3 separate regions of the Mus musculus genome follow, and regions 2 and 3 are each linked to region 1. The links are chromatin loops, found by intact Hi-C in ENCODE. Cell type or tissue: left cerebral cortex. All regions are shown on one strand. Links, peaks and the distances in the headings refer to the core of each region. The heading gives the core; the rest is flanking DNA.

The links. Peaks named below come from ENCODE experiments on the same cell type or tissue, not always from the same donor. Only the 100,000 strongest peaks of a DNase experiment are listed, where the experiment ranks them.
Region 2: it touches region 1 in a loop (5-fold over the local background); 5 of 42 quality-filtered maps call a loop at or near these places.
Region 3: it touches region 1 in a loop (8-fold over the local background); 15 of 42 quality-filtered maps call a loop at or near these places.

Annotation. Positions count from the first base shown.
Region 1 is chr8:22,056,487-22,064,121 of GRCm38, forward strand. Atp7b (ATPase, Cu++ transporting, beta polypeptide) reads right to left here and starts at 3,588. Exons shown (of 21, transcript NM_007511.2): 1 at 3,486-3,588. The coding sequence starts at 3,569. It overlaps Alg11 (asparagine-linked glycosylation 11 (alpha-1,2-mannosyltransferase)), which reads left to right and starts at 4,235. Exons shown (of 4, transcript NM_001243161.1): 1 at 4,235-4,284; 2 at 5,400-5,630. The coding sequence starts at 4,241. In left cerebral cortex, for the core only: no CTCF peak of the experiment used is centred there; a DNase peak (open chromatin) is centred at 4,149; H3K4me3 peaks cover 1,924 bases; H3K27ac peaks cover 313 bases.
Region 2 is chr8:22,182,799-22,187,798 of GRCm38, forward strand. Ckap2 (cytoskeleton associated protein 2) reads right to left here and starts at 3,021. Exons shown (of 9, transcript NM_001004140.2): 1 at 2,886-3,021. The coding sequence starts at 2,994. It overlaps Gm29878 (a long non-coding RNA gene), which reads left to right and starts at 3,230. Exons shown (of 2, transcript XR_378798.3): 1 at 3,230-3,281; 2 at 4,287-4,354. In left cerebral cortex, for the core only: no CTCF peak of the experiment used is centred there; a DNase peak (open chromatin) is centred at 3,081; H3K4me3 peaks cover 1,068 bases.
Region 3 is chr8:22,163,959-22,168,958 of GRCm38, forward strand. It overlaps Nek3 (NIMA (never in mitosis gene a)-related expressed kinase 3), which reads right to left and starts at 2,477. Exons shown (of 16, transcript NM_011848.4): 1 at 2,420-2,477. Ckap2 (cytoskeleton associated protein 2) reads right to left here. Exons shown (of 9, transcript NM_001004140.2): 9 at 4,194-5,000. The coding sequence ends at 4,773. In left cerebral cortex, for the core only: CTCF peaks have their summits at 2,558 (motif pointing left) and 3,682; DNase peaks (open chromatin) are centred at 2,265, 2,522 and 4,837; H3K4me3 peaks cover 1,274 bases; H3K27ac peaks cover 1,010 bases.

The sequences.
Region 1 (7,635 bases), core at 1,305-6,304:
TAAAAACTAAGCCAAATCCATGAGTTTAGTAACACTAGATGGTATGATCGAGTATCATAAAGTCCCAAAGACCATGTGTTTTTGAGAACGCTGGTCAGACTGACCTAGGACCAAATGCTGCTATGTTTTCTCTTATTAACAAGCTAGCTTGAGTGAGTTATTTAACTTCTGCATGAGTTTCCCCGCCAACATGGCCGGGATATCTTTCACAGTTCTAACACTGTATGAGGTTAGCACAGACCCCATGGGACGAGGGCTGGCCACGGAAGAGTCTCTCATTCTAGCAGGTGCTGCGGAGCATCTGAATGCAGGACCTTACGATGGGTAATTCGATACAGCAGCTCACAGAAACGCATCATTAAGGACACAATGCAAGAACAGCCAAGTGGAGGAGATGCTCAGAGCAAGGAGGAAGGAATGGGTCCCCAGAGGTGCCACGCCTTCTGTAGACAGGCCACCCCCACACCCAGTATCTTCACAAGGTTCATTTTCTAGAAACTCCCCAAGATCGTCCTTTAGGGGTTTTATGGAGGTTCTGCTTGGTAGGCAGGGTTGATAAAAATTATGAGTCATTTGTGATTAACTAGTCCAGTCCCTTCCCCCTCAAAAGGTGGGGCAGGGAGGGACTGAAAGTTCTAACACCCAAACCATGTGGCTGGTTTCTCTGGTGGCCACCAATTCCTGCCTCTTAACCGATCCCAGGGAAGCTGAAGGGCTCTTCTTGTGAACAATAAAACATTTTCCTCTCACTCTGAATAAAGAAATCTCAAGGTCCAGGAGGGCGGGACAAAGATCAAATATGTGTTTCCTATTATCAAACCTGTGCCTCAGGACTTGGACACTTGGGCAGCTCAGAATGCTTCCCTGAAATCTGAACCACTGGGAGATGCAGGCCAGTGGGAATCTGCCCTGGAAGGCTTGTCGGATCATCCACTAAAACAGAGCCATCGTTATCATTCCGTATCCCTCCCCATTCCCTTCCCCTGAGGCTCAGGGGGGGAATCGAACCCACAAAGAGATGAGAATAAGGACCTGGTTCAGATTGACCTCGCCAACCTGGATCAGACTTCAGGGAGTCTAATGCCAGGCACTTCACAGCCAGAATATTTAAAACACAATTTTGGTAAGGGTTTCCAGGCAACAGTCATTTCAATCTAGGTGCACAGTAAAGCTTGAAGTGTGACTACATAGAAATTCCTTTGCAAACTACATGTGACCGCAAAGGAGGTAGGTAGGTTCTTTAGCTAAAAGGCCTAGAATGTAGTGTGGTTTCATAGGATGGTAGAGATCAGCAGGCCATAAAGTACTCCTGACATCTCCCCTAAAGGTGGGTGACAGTCTAGGGAGGGAAGAGTCTGGGATAAGTATTCTGGGGAATTTGGGTGAGGTGTGCCCCTATAGCAAAAGGTAGGTGAGTCTGCCTCCACAGATAGAAAATAGATCACCAGGTCATTAACAAAATCTACCCTCAGCTTTCTGGATGGAATGAAGGTATTTGATTTTTACACCCCTCCCCACTTGAGGAGACACCCCAGCTTGATTAACATTTCTGGTTCTCTTAGTGCTTCTCTGTGAGTAAAAAACCTTTGTGCCCCCAACACCTACCCCTGCTGGTAAATCGCACCCCTAAGCCATTCTATAGGAAAGTAAACTTCCCTAAAGGAAAGGTCTTAAGTCATAGCTGCATATAAAGGTCCTGGGACCTTAGCATTTCTGAAACAATATCCAAAAAAGCACGTGCTGAACCACAGCAAGGACAAAGTGGCAATAGAATGGTAACAGGCAGGTGAGGTCTGGAAATGCAGTCACTAGCAGAATGCTAGAGGCCCTGTGTTGGTCCTGAGCACAGAGTTAAGGCAAAAATCTATGTCAGAGCACAGAACCATGGGTTTGCCTTTCAGCACCGCAAAAAAACTGAATAAAGACAAAGTGGCACGGGTCCTAAGAATCGAACGAGTAAACACATGGGAGTAAAAACTAATACAGTGTCACGCATATAATAAGTTCAGTGACTTCGCCTAAAGCCATTATCAGTGTAATTCAGAAGCGGGTGAGGCCAACAAGAGACAGAGCAGTTAACCGACTGCTTCCACAGAGGAGCAGGTCTTCAATTTCACCTGATTAGATAAAGACTTTACTCTTTCAGGGGGACACTGACAAAGATAGGGGGCATCTCCTTCTCTGCTCTGGCCACCCCTACCCGGTGTGGGCTGTCTTCACACCTACTCAGCCACCTCTCTCCCTGCCTGTCCATTAACCTACACCCCTCTCATTCCTACACACCAGAGTCTACATGAATTTCACTAACAAGGGACGCTGGATAAAACTGCTGGATTAATTAGTTTCAGAGACCTGAACAAAAGGAGCAAGCTCCAATCCAGCAATCCAGACCTAAAGAAATACGCCCAGTATTAAATTCGATGTCAATAACCAAGTGTAAGGCCAGTTGAATGGCTCGATGAGTGGATGCACACAATCTTGAAGCCCTAGGACCTGTTTGCTGAAAGGAGGGAAAACCAACTCCTGGACGTCTTCTGCTGACCTCTCACGCCTAGATTCTCTCCCCCTCCATTCTTCCCCATATACACATAAAACAAATAAATAAATGCTTTAAAAAAAAAAAAGACTCAAGTACAAGTAGGGCAAGATGGCTCAGTGGGTAAAGGCACTAGCTTTTAAACCCGACGACCCGACACACTGACACACATGGTGGGAAAAGCAGCACTAAGTCCAGCAAGATGCCCCTAACCTCCATCACACACACACACACACACACACACACACACAACAATTCAAGTGCAAAGATCACGTCAACTGGGAAAGAAAGGAAGCAATCGCCATGACCACCCAAGAGGGAACCACCAACAGACTATGGGGAACACCTATGACACTCTGGGAAACAATCTACAAAGTATAACTAATTGGAAAAAAAAAGTTCCGAGAACATAAAACGTGATTTCAATTAAGCTAGACAAAATATTTTAAAACAATGCACAAATCTTCAAGAATTCATCATATGCCTGCGACCTATACAAGTTTCAGTAAGTATTTGTTGATTGAAAACGCACATGAAGAAAAGAAAAACAGACCTGCTTTTCATGTTAAATATTCTACGCTGTTTGCATCTCTAAGAGGCTGCATTAATTAACCCCCTGTATTATTAAATGAATGCCTTCAAGGTACAGGACTTGGATGTAGACCTTTTGAGGAGCATTAGCCAGGCATTAGCGAGGTATTAGCACTCCCAGGAGCAACTAGAGTTTTTATACAGCAAGCCCACGCTCAAGAGCTCTTTAATAAGGACCGGGGAAAGTTCTGGGCTCGAAATCGTTGTACACCAGAGGGCTAGTGGCACCCTTGATCTAGAGGGTTTTCCTCCCGGGTTCTCAGGGGTACGTGTCCACAGTCACGAGCCCTGGAGGAACCGAGGAGAAAAGCGCTTTGAGCAGGTGCGTACACGCTGCGGTCAGGCAAAGGAAACTTACTTTCCGACTGGCCTCTTTGGCTGTGACCTGTCTCTCCTGTTCAGGCATCGTCCCCACAGACGCCAAGTTCTTCCTGGGATCCATCCCCGAGCCCAAAGGTCACCTGGTTGGGGGGAGGGAAGGGCGACTTTACAAGCCAGGGAGAGGAGGCGCGAAGAAGCGCATCCGTGGTTCCTGGGGAACACAGGGCTCAGATCTCCCAGCCCCGGCGCTGCGGACTACGGACAGCGAGGTCCGCGGTGCGCTGCAGATAGGGTGCAGCGAGGACCACAGTCTCAGGACGCCCGCTCCAGCGCAGCCCCCTCTCCACCCCGCGCCCCGCTACTGCGGCCGCTGGGGACTCGCCGACACCTCTGAAAGAGCGGACTCTGTACTGGAAGATTAGCTCGTCGCCCGCCCGGACCTCCCATTGGGTCCCAACCGGCTGGCAGCGCCGCGGTGGGGGCAGGGCTGGGCGCCCTCAAGGGGGCTTCCAGACGGGAGGGGGGGGAGCGAAGTGGGCGGGGCGAGTGGGGTGGGAGGGGCGAGAGAGCCGGCTGTCCATCACAAGCCACGCCCCACCACCGCCACCGCAGCGGCGTGGCCCAAGTGGGATGGGCCCGTGTGCGCCCCGCCTGTGGGAAGCGGCTATTAGGCAACCTGCAGGAAGGCGTGTAAGCGGGGGGCGTGGCTAACGGCACACGCTTCCTCAGGAGCCAATAGGATAGAAGAACAGGCAAGCGCTTCCGGGCTGTGAGAGGGGAGGGTGGGATAAGATGGCGGCGGACACTGGGAGCTGGTGCGTGTACGCCGTGCTGCGGTGAGGATCTGGTGGCCTGAGCTCACGAGGGCGTGGAGGGTTTGGAGGCAGTCCAGATAAAGTCTGTAGAAGCGCTTTCTTCGTGCCTCGGTTTACCTCGGTTGTTTCGCATGCCGATCAGCTGTTTTCCTTAACTGGCTACCTGCTGCTTCGTAAACCAGTTGGTTGACTCTCTGCTACTTGACCATCTGTTGATTTCTTCTTTCCTGGTTGATGTTTAAAGTTGTAAATATATTGGTTTTGCCTTTGAGATACATATCGTTTCTTATGTAAGAATTACATAAAGTTGGTAGAAATAAACAGGAATGTTAACCACCCGGTGGTCACTACTATTGTAATAGTTCCATATTTCAAAAGTTGTTTCTGCCCTATGAAAGCCTACCTAAGTTCATATGTGTTTTTGTTCAGGTTGAACATTTATAGCTAGCGAAATAGCGTTCTGAAGAGCAGTGGATACATGCATTCTTGCCAGAGTTTGTATTACATCTTCCTTTCTGAGCTGTCTGCTTCAAGGTCTGTAGTGATTGCTAAAAATATGAATAGGCTAGTTTGTTCTAGCACATTCTTGGCCTTTTCCCGATAAATGGAATGCTGCCAGCTCTGTACAGTGTACATTGTCATGAGTGACTTTCTGCATTATAATGGTCATTGATAAGTAATTCAAAGCTTTGGATTACAGTTACCTTTCTTCCAAGCATTTGGTTTAAATATGGGTATGTATTGGCTAGGAATCAAGTGTTTACCTAACATCTTTGAGGCCCTGAATCACCAGTCATCACCACTAAGGGGAAAAAAATTAATTTTTTTTGTTTTTTTGTTTTGTTTTGTTTTTGTTTTTCGAGACAGGGTTTCTCTGTATAGTCCTGACTGTCCTGGAGCTCACTTTGTAGACCAGGCTGGCCTCAAACTCAGAAATCCTCCTGCCTCTGCCTCTCAAGTGCTGGGATTAAAGGCATGTGCCACCACCGCCCGGCACTTTTTTTTTAAATAATTTTTTTAGCAGACTTAGGAGCTACAGAACTTAATATTAAGCAAGTGTGTAAAAAGTAAACCTTAGTTTGTAGCTGACTTTTTAAATTGACAACAGGTTGATTTTCACCTTTTATTTATCTCAGGTTTTTCTATTCACTCTTCTTTCCTGGACTGATGATATGCGGAGTTTTGTGTGTATATTTGGTCATTGGCCTTTGGGTTATCAGGTGGCATCTACAGAGAAAGAAGAAGTCTGTGTCGACCAGCAAAAATGGAAAAGAACAAACGGTGGTTGCATTTTTCCATCCATACTGTAATGCAGGTGGCGGAGGAGAGAGAGTTCTGTGGTGTGCTTTGAGAGCCCTGCAGAAAAAGTAGGTATGCATCTTTCTTAGCTCAAACACAGCGCTACTGCTTGCTAAGATCATACTGAATTTTAGTTTCCACAGATTTCAGTGTTGCAGAGCTGTTATCCCAACTTACCTGGAGTCTAAAGTGGGAGGATTATTGGAGCCCAGGAGTCATAAGCCAGCCTGGGCAACATGAGAAGTACCTTTTAAAATGGGAATTTAAAAAGAAAAAAGAAAAAGTTAGCTTTTAAAACATGCTTTTATTTCTCAGATGAACAAAACCTGTCTAAGACTAGACCCTTCAAGACCCCATCCTAGGCGGAGAGGAACTCACAATGTCCCTTTAGTGAAGTGCTAACGTCAGTTAATGCTTGCTGGAGATGGGGGACTCATACTGCTTTGTGCTGTAGCCACTTGTAAGTTGCCTTTGTTTAAAACTCTCCCCCTGGGCTCACACAGGCAACCCTAATTAAATGCCCACACACCAGAAAAAGACAGGGAGGCAGGAGAAAAGCTTGCTGGGAAGAAGAGATTTGCTGGGCTGGGGAGGATGATAAGATAAGGGGCACAGGATATAATCTGAGCGCATGGTATACGTGAGAGCAAGTGGGGGTAGCCACATCATGAAAAATAATTTACTTGTTTTTGGTTTTATTGAGGCAGGGTCTCAATCTGTAGCTCTCTGGCCATCCTGGAACACACTCTGTAGATCAGGCTGGCCTCAAACCCACTGCCTCCCAAGTGCTGGGATTAAAGGTGTGCACCACTATGCCCAGCTGAAAATAATTTTTTAAAGAGTGTTAAAACATATATAAATCTCTGGGATCTATGTGAAACCTATCCAGGTGAGAACATAGTCCCAGATTCCCTTAGAGAAGCAACCTCAAATTATCTTAAGTGCAGTAATTTTCTTCCTTAGTTGGCATGCTTTTTTAATTGGAAAATATTTACAATCGTTACAAAAGAAAGAAGTATATAGTTTTGGGGGAGCATGCATGTGTGCTTGTGTGCTTGTAAATGTAGAGGCCTGTAGCTGATAGTGGATGTCTTCCTCAGTTGCTTTCTACTTTTTGTTGAGGCAAAATCTCTAGCTAAACCTGGACCTCGGGATTTCGGCCAATCCAGCTAGGCAGCTTGCCCAGAAATCCACTTGTCTCTGCCTTCCAGAGTGGTGGGATTACGAGTGGCTGCCACTTTTATGTGGGTTTGGTGTGTAGACAGTGGTTTTCACACTTGGTGGCGTGTGCTTTACCCACCGAGTCATCTCTGTGGCCCAAGTCTGGCATTGTATTATTTTAGTAATCAGGGTATAGTTATGTGTGTATGTTACCTACAGTGTGTTTAAAAGAATTTGTTATATTAGAACTAGTTAAGTAGCTGAGGAAGTCTGAAAATTGATGTAGCAAGGAAACAATATGTAAATAACTGTACTTCTTAATATGGAAATTAATTTTTTAACGATTTTATCTCTTTTTAGTTTATGTATATTAGTACCAGCATGTATGAGTCTGTGATGTACATGCTGTGCCCACAGAGGCCAGAAAAGGGCATGGGATCCTTATGAGTTAGTATGCGGTACTGGGGATTGATCCCAAGTCTTTTGTAGGGACAAGTTCTCTGAGCCACTGAGACATGTCTCCAGATCCAGGCATTCATTTCTTAAAGGAATGTGATTAACTGTCCCCAGCCAGTCAAGCTTCATTATGTAGCTTACATATTTGGTGTTGGAGGGGTGTTACAAATGAGGGGGGAGAATCCTAAGTAATGCTTTAAAATTATAGTTCTATCAGGGCGAGGAGGGTAGCTTAGCAGTTAATAGTGCCTGGTGCTCTTCCAGAGGATCTTAGGTCAGTTCCCAGCACTCAAGTCACATGCTTGATAACTGCCTATAACCCTAGCCCTAAGGGGTCTAACACCTGCTTCTGCCTTCCAGAGGTTCCTACATACATGTGGCCTATACTCACACACAATTACATACAATACACATAAATAAAAATAAACCTTAATTAGAATGATGATCCTATTTCGA
Region 2 (5,000 bases), core at 1-5,000, 130 kb after region 1:
CATCTAAAACTACAATCCTGGAAGTTCAGCTCTCTGAGTCCTCTACCCGCCGGTTTGTTCTCATTTATACAGAATGTTCTCTCATTCAAGATTCTTGCTCTTTCTAAGTCTTTCTCAGGATCAGTGAGACAATAAAAGGTTAAATTCTTTTAGATAGAATAAATCAGATTAAAAAAAAAAGAGAGACAAAACCATAAAAGCTTAAAGCGAAGTCAGAGTAGGTCTGACTATGTTCAAGGGGCCTTGTAGAGGATGGCTTAGACAGTATACTCAAGGGTTACAGTGACTGCTCCTGTGGATACAGGGTAACAAAAGCTGACTGAGACACGCATGTCTTGTCCTGTGTGTCTCTGCTAACTTTGTTAAGCTTTAAACATCTGGAGAAACTGTGGTCAGAATTAAGTGTACACTTGTTATTCTTAGGTCTCCTTGGGACAACCAATCCTCCAGTTCTCCGCTATAATTACACTTGTGATAAAATAAGCTACTTGATATAAAAGATCTTACAAATTGACTTAGACTTTGTAAAACTATACTATACAGGATAATGAAGTTCCCAGTTTCTCCATGGACTGAACTTATCATATAAAGTGTATTACCTTAGTATTTAAAAGAGCTTCAGTTCAGAAACTGTCTTTTGTTTGTTTGTTTGTTTGTTTGTTTGTTTGTTTTTCGAGACAGGGTTTCTCTGTGTAGCTCTGGCTGTCCTGAAACTCACTCTGTAGACCAGGCTGGCCTCGAACTCAGAAATCTGCCTGCCTCTGCCTCCAAGTGCTGGGATTAAAGGCGTGCGCCACCACCGCCCGGCCAGAAACTGTTATTTTTAAGGCTCAGAAATCTTACCAGAGATAAATCACCTTAGCTTACAAAACCCTAATCTTGTGAGAGTTGCCAATGTATTATAAACTGTTAAAACAAAGGTAATCTGGGGTGATAACGTATGTCTTTAATCATAGTGCTGGGGGCAGAGGCAGGTGGAGGTTTGTAAATTCAAGGCGAGCCTGATCTGCATAGTGGATTAGGACATTCAGGGCTATGTAGAAAGGCTGTCTCAAAGTAAAATAAAAAATAAGAAAGTAATTAAACATATATTTTATGTGTCCAGAATTGTGTTTGTAGTCACACTAAGTACAAATATAATTCATTTACAGAGACAAGATGGGAGGGAGAGACCAATTTATATCCCACATTATACAATCTTCTGTAATATATTTTCAAAATTAAACTTGAATGGGCAATGCAAAGGCAGTTTAATATAAAATACTGTTCAAAATAGGTACATTTAAAAACCAAGCAAACTGGTTAGGGAGAATTAAATGTTCAGGTAAGTAAAATGGGTTAAGCTGACCAGACACTTGCACGTCAGGTTTGATGGGACCTCCTGTGAGAGTGGTCACAGTAAGCTGCACAATAACCTCATTACCAAATAAGGATAAGACTCGCCAGAGTCTACTGCTCCTGTCTCCTGGCTTGCACACCAGACCAGGAAAGCCTCCTCCCAGAGATGCGGGACTATCATTAAGTCTGGCCACTTGGTCAGGTGGGAGGTCGACACAGCAAAGATGTCAGAATTATTGCCAGTGACCTTTTTTTTCTGTTTAAATTGTTCAAAGTGTAACCTGGGGCTGGGATCTAAAAGAGATTTAAGGATGAGAGTAGTGTAAAATGCACAAGCCTACCCCAGGAAGCAGAGGCAGACATTCTTGAGTTCAAGGCCAGCCTGGTCTACAGATCAAGTTCCAGGCAGCTAGAGCTACAGAGAAACCCTGTCTCAAAACAACAACAAAAACCAAAGCGACAAGAAAGCACCAGTCTAAAGTGTTTAAAAAGCCAATGAAGTCTCGTATTCAGGGCTGGCTCTTCCTTGGGTGCTAGCCAGAGCGAACAACTTCTACTAAAGAGCTTTAAAGAGTAACCACTAAGGGTGTGGAGTGTCTCCTCCCTGGGAAAAGAGATTATTCCTATAACAACACAATAGGAGATTTCTCAATTTAGACAAATGATCCCATGAATCAGAAATTACATGCAAGGTGCTGTTTTAGGCTTACTATTACTGTGATGAAAACACTCTCACCAAAGGCAACTTGGGGAAGAATGGGTTCATTTACTAATATCTCCATAGTACAGTTAGCTCATCATCAAAAGCAGTTAGGGCAGGAACTTGGTGCCATGAAGAAGTGTAGCTACAAGGCTTGCTCTGCCTGGTTTGTTTGTTTTTGTTTTTAAATAGCACTCAAGACCACTAGCCCAGGGGTGGCACCGCCCACAATGGGCGGGGCCCTCCCTCTCCCATCAATCTCTAATTAAGAAGATGCCCTACAGGCTGGCCTACAGCCTGCCTGATCTTGTGGAAACATCTTCTCAGTTTAGGTTCCCTCCTCTCAGGACTCTAGCTTGTGCTCAATGATAGAATACTTGCCTAGCGTATACAAAGCTCTGAGGTTCATCCTCCCAAATAAATAAATAAATAAATAAATAGCATCAAATGTCCTAATCGAGTGAAAATTGCAGGGAACACATTTCAATATAGGGTTCCAGAAACAACTGTGTAGAGAGATCTGATACCAGTCGCCAAATTCTGACCAACTTACATAAGTTTTCCACATTCTTGCTGCAGACCATTCAACTCCATTTTTCCAAAACGTCCAGGACATCATGCAAACAGTCCCAGCCTCACCTCCACGTTCCAAGCACAGAGATAGGAGAACCCGGGAGCTAGCGAGCGCGCGCGCAGGCGCAGTCGGGGGTCCGGGCAGCCCCGCCCCCGCCCTCAGACCCCGAAGATAAACCGCTGGCCCCGGCAGGAGCCGAGCCACGCGCTACCCTCGGCAGCGGCCTGGGCTCTCAGAGAGAGTTAGCGGCCGAGGCCCCGTGCCATCGCTCACCTCGGAAGGCCGGCTGGTCTCGCCTGGTCGGGGGCAGCTGCAGGTCCCGGGTCACCGGCAAGGGATTCCTCGCAGCCCTGCCAAGGAAGCGTTTCCTGGACTCTGCCATCGCTTAATGAGCGCGCCTCGGCGCCGGCGTGGATTGAACGGACCAATGAGCGCGGAGGGGCGGGGCCCAGGCGAGGGGCGGGGCCGTCCCAGAATCCAGAGACTTGGCAGCCGGCGAGAAATTTCAAAATCGAACAAAGCTCTCCCAACTGGATGGATGACGCCGTTGGAGCGGGCTTGTTGAATCCTCAGGATATAGCAGGACCAGGCTTGACAAGTCAGGACATGTCTTCAGACACAGCCCAGAGGAAGCCAAAGGACCGCAGTGACTGCACCTGTCAAATGCTGGTGCGCTCCTTAGGGATAAGGCTCATTGCTTTCCCTGAGGACAAGTTCCCGAATGATCTTTGGAGCTGCTTAACAGAATTAGGTTGCGATTATACCTCGCAAGCGAGATGATGAGCTCAGATGTTAGGTGTCTCGTGTTTGCACAGCTTGCAAACAAAACCTTTTTTTTTTTTTTTCTTTTTTCGGTTTTTCAAGACAGGGTTTCTCTGTATAGCACTGGCTGCCCTGGGACTCACTCTGTAGACCAGGCTGGCCTCGAACTCAGAAATCCACCTGCCTCTGTCTCCCAAATGCTGGGATTAAAGGCGTGTGCCACCACTTGCCCGACTTTGCAAACAAAATCTTAAGTTGAGATCTACCTTTGTGCTGTTATTTTATTGAAAATCTTGCTACGTAGCACAGGCTGGCCTAGAACTCACTTGCAGTCTTCCTTGACCTCCTGAGTGCTAAGATTACAACTCTATGCCCAGCCCTTTCTGTGCATTTATATATGCATTTGTGAAATGCAAACAAGTGTAGGAGACAGAAGAAAAAGAAAACTGAGGATATAACCCTCTGCTCTTTCAAGGCAGGATATAATTCTGTGAAGTTAAACCTATTGTGTGTTATAAAAAGATAAAGGAAAGAAGGAATATGTTTTGGTGGATGTGTAGTCAGGTATGGGGTGCCCCCGCAGGCCCATGGGTATAGTATAGAATAGAGTTTACTCAGGGAATGGGGAAGGGAGTTAAAAGGGTATTAGAGACAGAGAAAGGCAGAGAGAGTTGAGGAATAGAGGCTGGCTGAGAGCACATGTAGACAAGGGGGAGTAGGGGTGAGAGGACAGAGCAGGAGCAAGAAGACAAGAGAGAGCAAAGGAGGGAAGAGGGCAGAGGTAGCAAGCAGCCCCTCTCATAGTGAGTCAGGCAAGCCTGGCTATTGCCAGGTAACTGTGGGGCGGAGCTTAGACAGAATGCTAACAAAACCAACTCCTGTTGAACAATTTGTCTATGTTTGTCTTTTTAGGCATGCTGCCTTAACCTTTGACGCCCATCATTTAAACATGTCACCAACATAAAACCCAGACATGCTAACAGTGGTGGTTCATTGCTGTACTCCCTCAGAAAAATGACATGTGTGAAACATATTTCTAGGAAAAAAGCTACATCTTCAAACTGATTAACTGATTGGAACCTCAAAGGTTGTGGAGAGCTTGGGATGTTGCAGGACCAGGGCCCAGATACAACCTATCTTGAGCTATCTGTAACCCATTAAATAGCCACCCCTTGCCCCTATCCCAACCCCCACCTCAGACCTTAGGACACCTGACATCATGTTAGACGCCTTGTTTTGTTTGTTTGTTTGTTTGTTTGTTTGTTTGTTTAAGTGAGGGAGAACAACTGGAGGATGGTCTGGGTCTGGTTGCCCCCTAACTGTACACCCAGAGAAGCTATGTAAATCTTGCTCCCCAATTTAAAGTTAATAAAAGACTAGAGCCTGTGATTGAGTTGTAGAGAGAGAAAGGCAGGAGGTTGTGGGGACCCAGTGAGGGGGGGTCTCAGGAGAGACCAAGAGAAGGAGAAAGGAGACAAAGGGAGGAATAAGCTGCCTTGAGGGGAATGGCCCACGAGTGCATGGCCATGGGAAACAGCAAGTGACAAGGGACAAGTGGCTGGGGATGTGAGGTAGAACAGCTCCAAAACCTGCCCAGTCTAGGCTTACAGCTTGGAAATAAAATAC
Region 3 (5,000 bases), core at 1-5,000, 110 kb after region 1:
TTTCATATACATCTGTATACATGGACTAGACTCCTTTCATATACAACATCTGTATACACAGACTAAACTCCTTTTATATACAACATCTGTATACACAGACTAAACTCCTTTTATATACAACATCTGTATACACGGACTTAACTCCTTTTGGTCCTTCTTAGTCTTGTCATCTTAATTTGAAGGGTCCCTATGACGACAGATAATGATTTTTCTTCCTCTAGGTCATCCCTGTCATCACCGTCACCCATGTGGAGGTGACTATAATCCCAAGCGAATGCAAGGCAAGGCTAGAGAAAGAGCTATGTTGGCTTGTAGCAGAACTATTCAGGGGAGTCAGGAAACTCCTGTGTAAGTGAAGTCTGAAAGGCTGCCACACGTGCCTTAAACAAAAAGGAGACACGGAGTGGTCAAGGTGGAAGGCATGATGGATGCTGAGTTCAGCTGAGTAGATGAAATTGGCCTGTGACAGGCTGGTACACAGATAGATTTATCTGTTGACCACTGTAAACCAAATGTTGCTGCTGAGTTTTTATCTTCAGGGTAATTAATGGTCTGTCTCTGACTGGTGTTAGAGAACAACAGCACGGTCATATCTGCATAGCAGAAAAGTCGCTCTTTGGGGTCACAGTACTAATGGACTGCATGAAAAGGGTACACAGGGACCACGTCAACAGTAGGGAAGATGAGGGCGTAACGGTGAAACGCAGGGGCGTGATGACCTTGGGGAATTAACCTATCGTCAAGGACACATTTACAGGGAACAAATACGGAAGAGGCAAGATTCTGGTATGAACTGAATGACATAATGATTCTCAGATGGAAAGGTAAGGCCTTGGAGTCATATGTACAGCCTTCGTTTGATGATTGATTGATTGCATTGGAGTGTGGCTGGGTGGGGTGAAACAGAGAAGACACACTCTACGTTGGATCCACTGAGCTGGAGTTTCTTAGGATTCAAAATGGATATTTAAACACAGTCTGACTCCCATGTCTCCCCCACAAAAGCAGCATGATTTTTAATACACTTTTTCTGGCACATAAGCTATATACACAAGAAGCAATTACACAAGAGACACAGTCTCAGGAAGACCCGAGGTAGCTGCTTGCCTAACATGTTAAAGACCCTGGACTACACGGGTGGGATAGAAGTTGTGGGAGACGCCTACACTTAGAACTCATACACTTTTTTCATCACAGGAAAAATACTGGCATGAATTACTTGATTTTTTTCCGTTCACAAAGCTAAATTGTTTTTATTTATTTATTTATTTAAACCACCCACAAGCTGTAAAATGTAGAGCACAAGATGTAGTACAAACATCGAAGATCAAACCCTGCTAGGACCTGCAAAGCTTCTAGTCCGTAGCTGGGGTTGGGTAGTCAACACCTGTAAGATTAGCACTTAAGAGGCAGAGGCAAGATGATCGCCATGGGTCTCAGGCCAGCCACTGTCTCAAAAACTAGCCAAACAAATAGACTGTGCCTTCCAGTTTGCTTTCCAGTCTATCACAGAGTTACCAGGAGACTATAGCAACAAATCCTCCATATAACCAAATCCAACGCCGTGTTTCCAGGAGTGAGGCATTTGAACACACCCAGACACAAGTAACAGACCTATGACACTCAGGAGGCAGAAGTTGGTGAATCACAGCCTGTAACCACTGCTAAGTCCAAAGTCAACTAATTCACACCATGGGTTTCAGGCCAGCCAGGGCTACAAATGGGGGCTGTCCCCCCACCGCTCCCCCCCCCCCCCAACCAATAAAAACCTAGAAGAAAACAACCAAGCCCTTCACACTGGTCTTCACAGGGGTCTTAAGTGGTCTCTGGTTTCAATTGCTTTTTTCCTGTTCCTGGTGCCTGAGGACTTTTACCTATGCTATCAAAATGACTGATGAGCAACCAGGCTTTCCTTGACTGAAAAATCAAGTTAGTATTTTTAATCTCCATGTGTTCGATAGCCAGTATTACACCCATAAACACAAGCCTTATTACACTAGGTGTGGCGAAAGCTGATGGGTTCCTTCCAGTGTTTATAAACAAATACGCCTTTAATAAAGATAAACCAATTGTTTAAAAGAGCCTAAAGTGATTTGCAAGTGCCCAGAAGCGGGGTCAGTTTAGACAGAGATCCCAGGACACACACCCTGGAGACCCACCAACCTTTCCCTACCAAAACACCCACCCTCCCGAAGCTGCTCCGCTTCAGCCGCACGAGCAGTCTCCGACGCGCATGCGCGCACCGAACTCAGCGACTGGGGCGCACAGCCTACGGGCTGAGTGATGCGCCCACATTTGGCCGTCGCCCCGCAGCGGGCGAGCGCCGACCGGCGGCTTAGGGGGCGGGGGGGGGGGGGGCAAGAGGCTCCACCCGCTCCTCTCTCCACCGCGGCCGACCCGTACAGCTCCCTTCACCCACCTCCCAGCGGCGTGCGTCGCTTCTCCGCTCCTTGCGAGGCCTGGGAAGTGGGCGGGGCGTGGGCGGGGCGTGCCCCTAGCTGTGGGCAGAGGAAACTGTTGAGGTCTGGCCCTAGGCGCTGTTCTCTGAGTAGCTGAGCCCCAAAGAGCTGTTTTAAAGCTGTTTTGCCACCTTGCGGTAGGATATTGCTAACGTTTTGAACCGGTGCCCCCAGTAATTTGAGTTATTGCTCCAGATTAGGCAGACAGACAACAAACATAAATTCCACAGGGACACTGCTAGCATTTACTGTATGACTTTGGAAAAAGTGAAAAACAAAATAATGCACCACCCCAAAATAATGCATCTCATTCTGAAATGTGTATTTCTTCCCGGAAATAGCAGAAAGTTATTAAGATTCTAGTTGTACCAGGACGTGGTAGGATGTCTGTAATCCCTGCATTCGGAAAGCTGAGGCAGGAGATCCAGAATTGGACGCCAACCTAGTTTACAGAGCAAGTTCCTGGTAGGCAAGTCAGGACTGTCTCAAGTGTTAACATTTAGGGGTGCAGAATAAAGGAACAAAAGGCAGGAATGAGACCAAAATCTGGCCTCAACTGACGAGACTGTTCACCCCACCCTCCCCTTCTCCCCTTCCCTACTGATCCCAGATGGAACTAATGTTTGTAGAAGAAATTCAAATCACAGGACAGCAGACCCAGACACCCCCAAGATGTTAGGCAGAGGGTCCAATGGCCAACCAGGCTACAGTCAAATGTACAGCAGGGAAGCAGGGAACTAGACCCTGAGGGGGCGGGAGGCAGGGTAGAAAGGGACACTGGAAACCTACAAGTCAATTGCTGGAATAGGTGGTTTATCAGGCAGTGTAAGTCATTAAGTAGCATTGAGAGAGGAGAGGAGAGGAATCTATCAGGGTTCCTCAGCTGCAGCACTGTCCACATTTGGGACTCTTGATTCTTTGCTGGGGCTGTTGTGTCTCGGGGCTCTCTCTGTCCACCAACTGATGCCGGTACTCACTATGCTGTCTCCCCATCTGTTTTATTTTTGGAGATAGTTTTCATTACGAAGGCTAGACCAGCCTGGAAAGCACAGGTCTGCCACCTCTGCTGGGATTACGTGTGTGAACCACTAGCTTGACAACCAAAAATGACTTGGTTTTGGAAATCCCTGGAGGGAAGGACAGACCCAGGTTCAATTCCCAGCTCCCTGTGGCAGCTTACAACTGTCAGTTTCTCCAAGGGGCCTCACACCTTCTTCTGGCTTCTGAGGGTACTGCACTCATGTGGTGCATAGATATACATGCACATAAAAATAAATAAATCTCAATGGGTGGGAATTAAACAAAAGAAAGAAGATACCGGGGGAAAAGTGGGTGTGGTACAGACCACCTGTGGTGGAGAACAGTCCAGCCGCAACATCCAAGGATGGAGTTACGGGCGAGCATGTAGTTCATCCACAGTTCATGCTTCGCAGACAGGAAGCTTTCCATCCCTAGACCTCACCAACACTCAGTTTGAATCTGAGTTATCCCTAAAGCTTATGTTTAGAATGCCTGGTCTCCAGCTTGAGGCACTGTTCTGAAGGCTGGCAGAAGTGGATAACTACTGAGCCTGGGAAGTTATACCCAGCACGGGAAAGCAGTACCCTCCATCCATCTCTCCCTCCCTCTCTCCCTCCCTCCCTCCATCCATCCCTCTCTCCATCCCTCCCTCCATCAGGCCTTCCTCACCATGGTGGACTGTACTCAGAAACTAGGTAAAAATAACTCTCATTTGTTTCTGTCAGGTATATTTTATCACAACTAAAAGTAATACAAACTTAGCAATATACTTCAAAAACTAAGTTTAAATTTGGTTACTGTGGTTAAATGACATTTTACAAAGCAGTTTTTCTTGTGGTGCTAAGGACTGAATTCAGAGCCTTGCACATTAGGCAAGCACTCTTCTGGGGGCACATCCTGAGACCCCAGAACATATTTGTTGAAATAAATGCCATAGGCAGCTAACTATAGCCCCACAGTAGGGTCCTAAAGTCAATTCCATCATCAAATAAGTCAATCAATGAAATGTCATTGGAACATTATACATATATATTTATTATAAACGTATTAGGAACAAAGTCAACGTAAAAATATAAATTTATATAGACTACATTTTCTGATTTTGTTTCTTTAACTGTAAGTAATTAGTAAAGTGAAGCAGCCAACATTATATTTTAAAAACACAACAAACAAGCTAGTGGAGTTTACCTGTACCATACTTAGGCATGCGGACAACTTCAGACCTACGATAAAGTTGTACACATGCAGGGCCACAGGAGTAACACAACCATAACTGCTCAGGACTCGGGACTCCTATTCCTCTTCCGCTACGTCGGTCTCAAAGAACAGAGGGCACAGTGCTGCATTAGGGCGGCAGACAAAGGCATCCCCTCCCAACTCAGACAACTGCTCCAGGGAAGACACAGAAGGGTCGTGGTCTTTTAACATGGCTGGCAGTCGTGAAGTCTTGTCTTGAATGCGCCGTGAGCGTCTCACTGGTGTCAGGAACTTTAGCTCTTTAAGTGTGGAATTTTTATCATG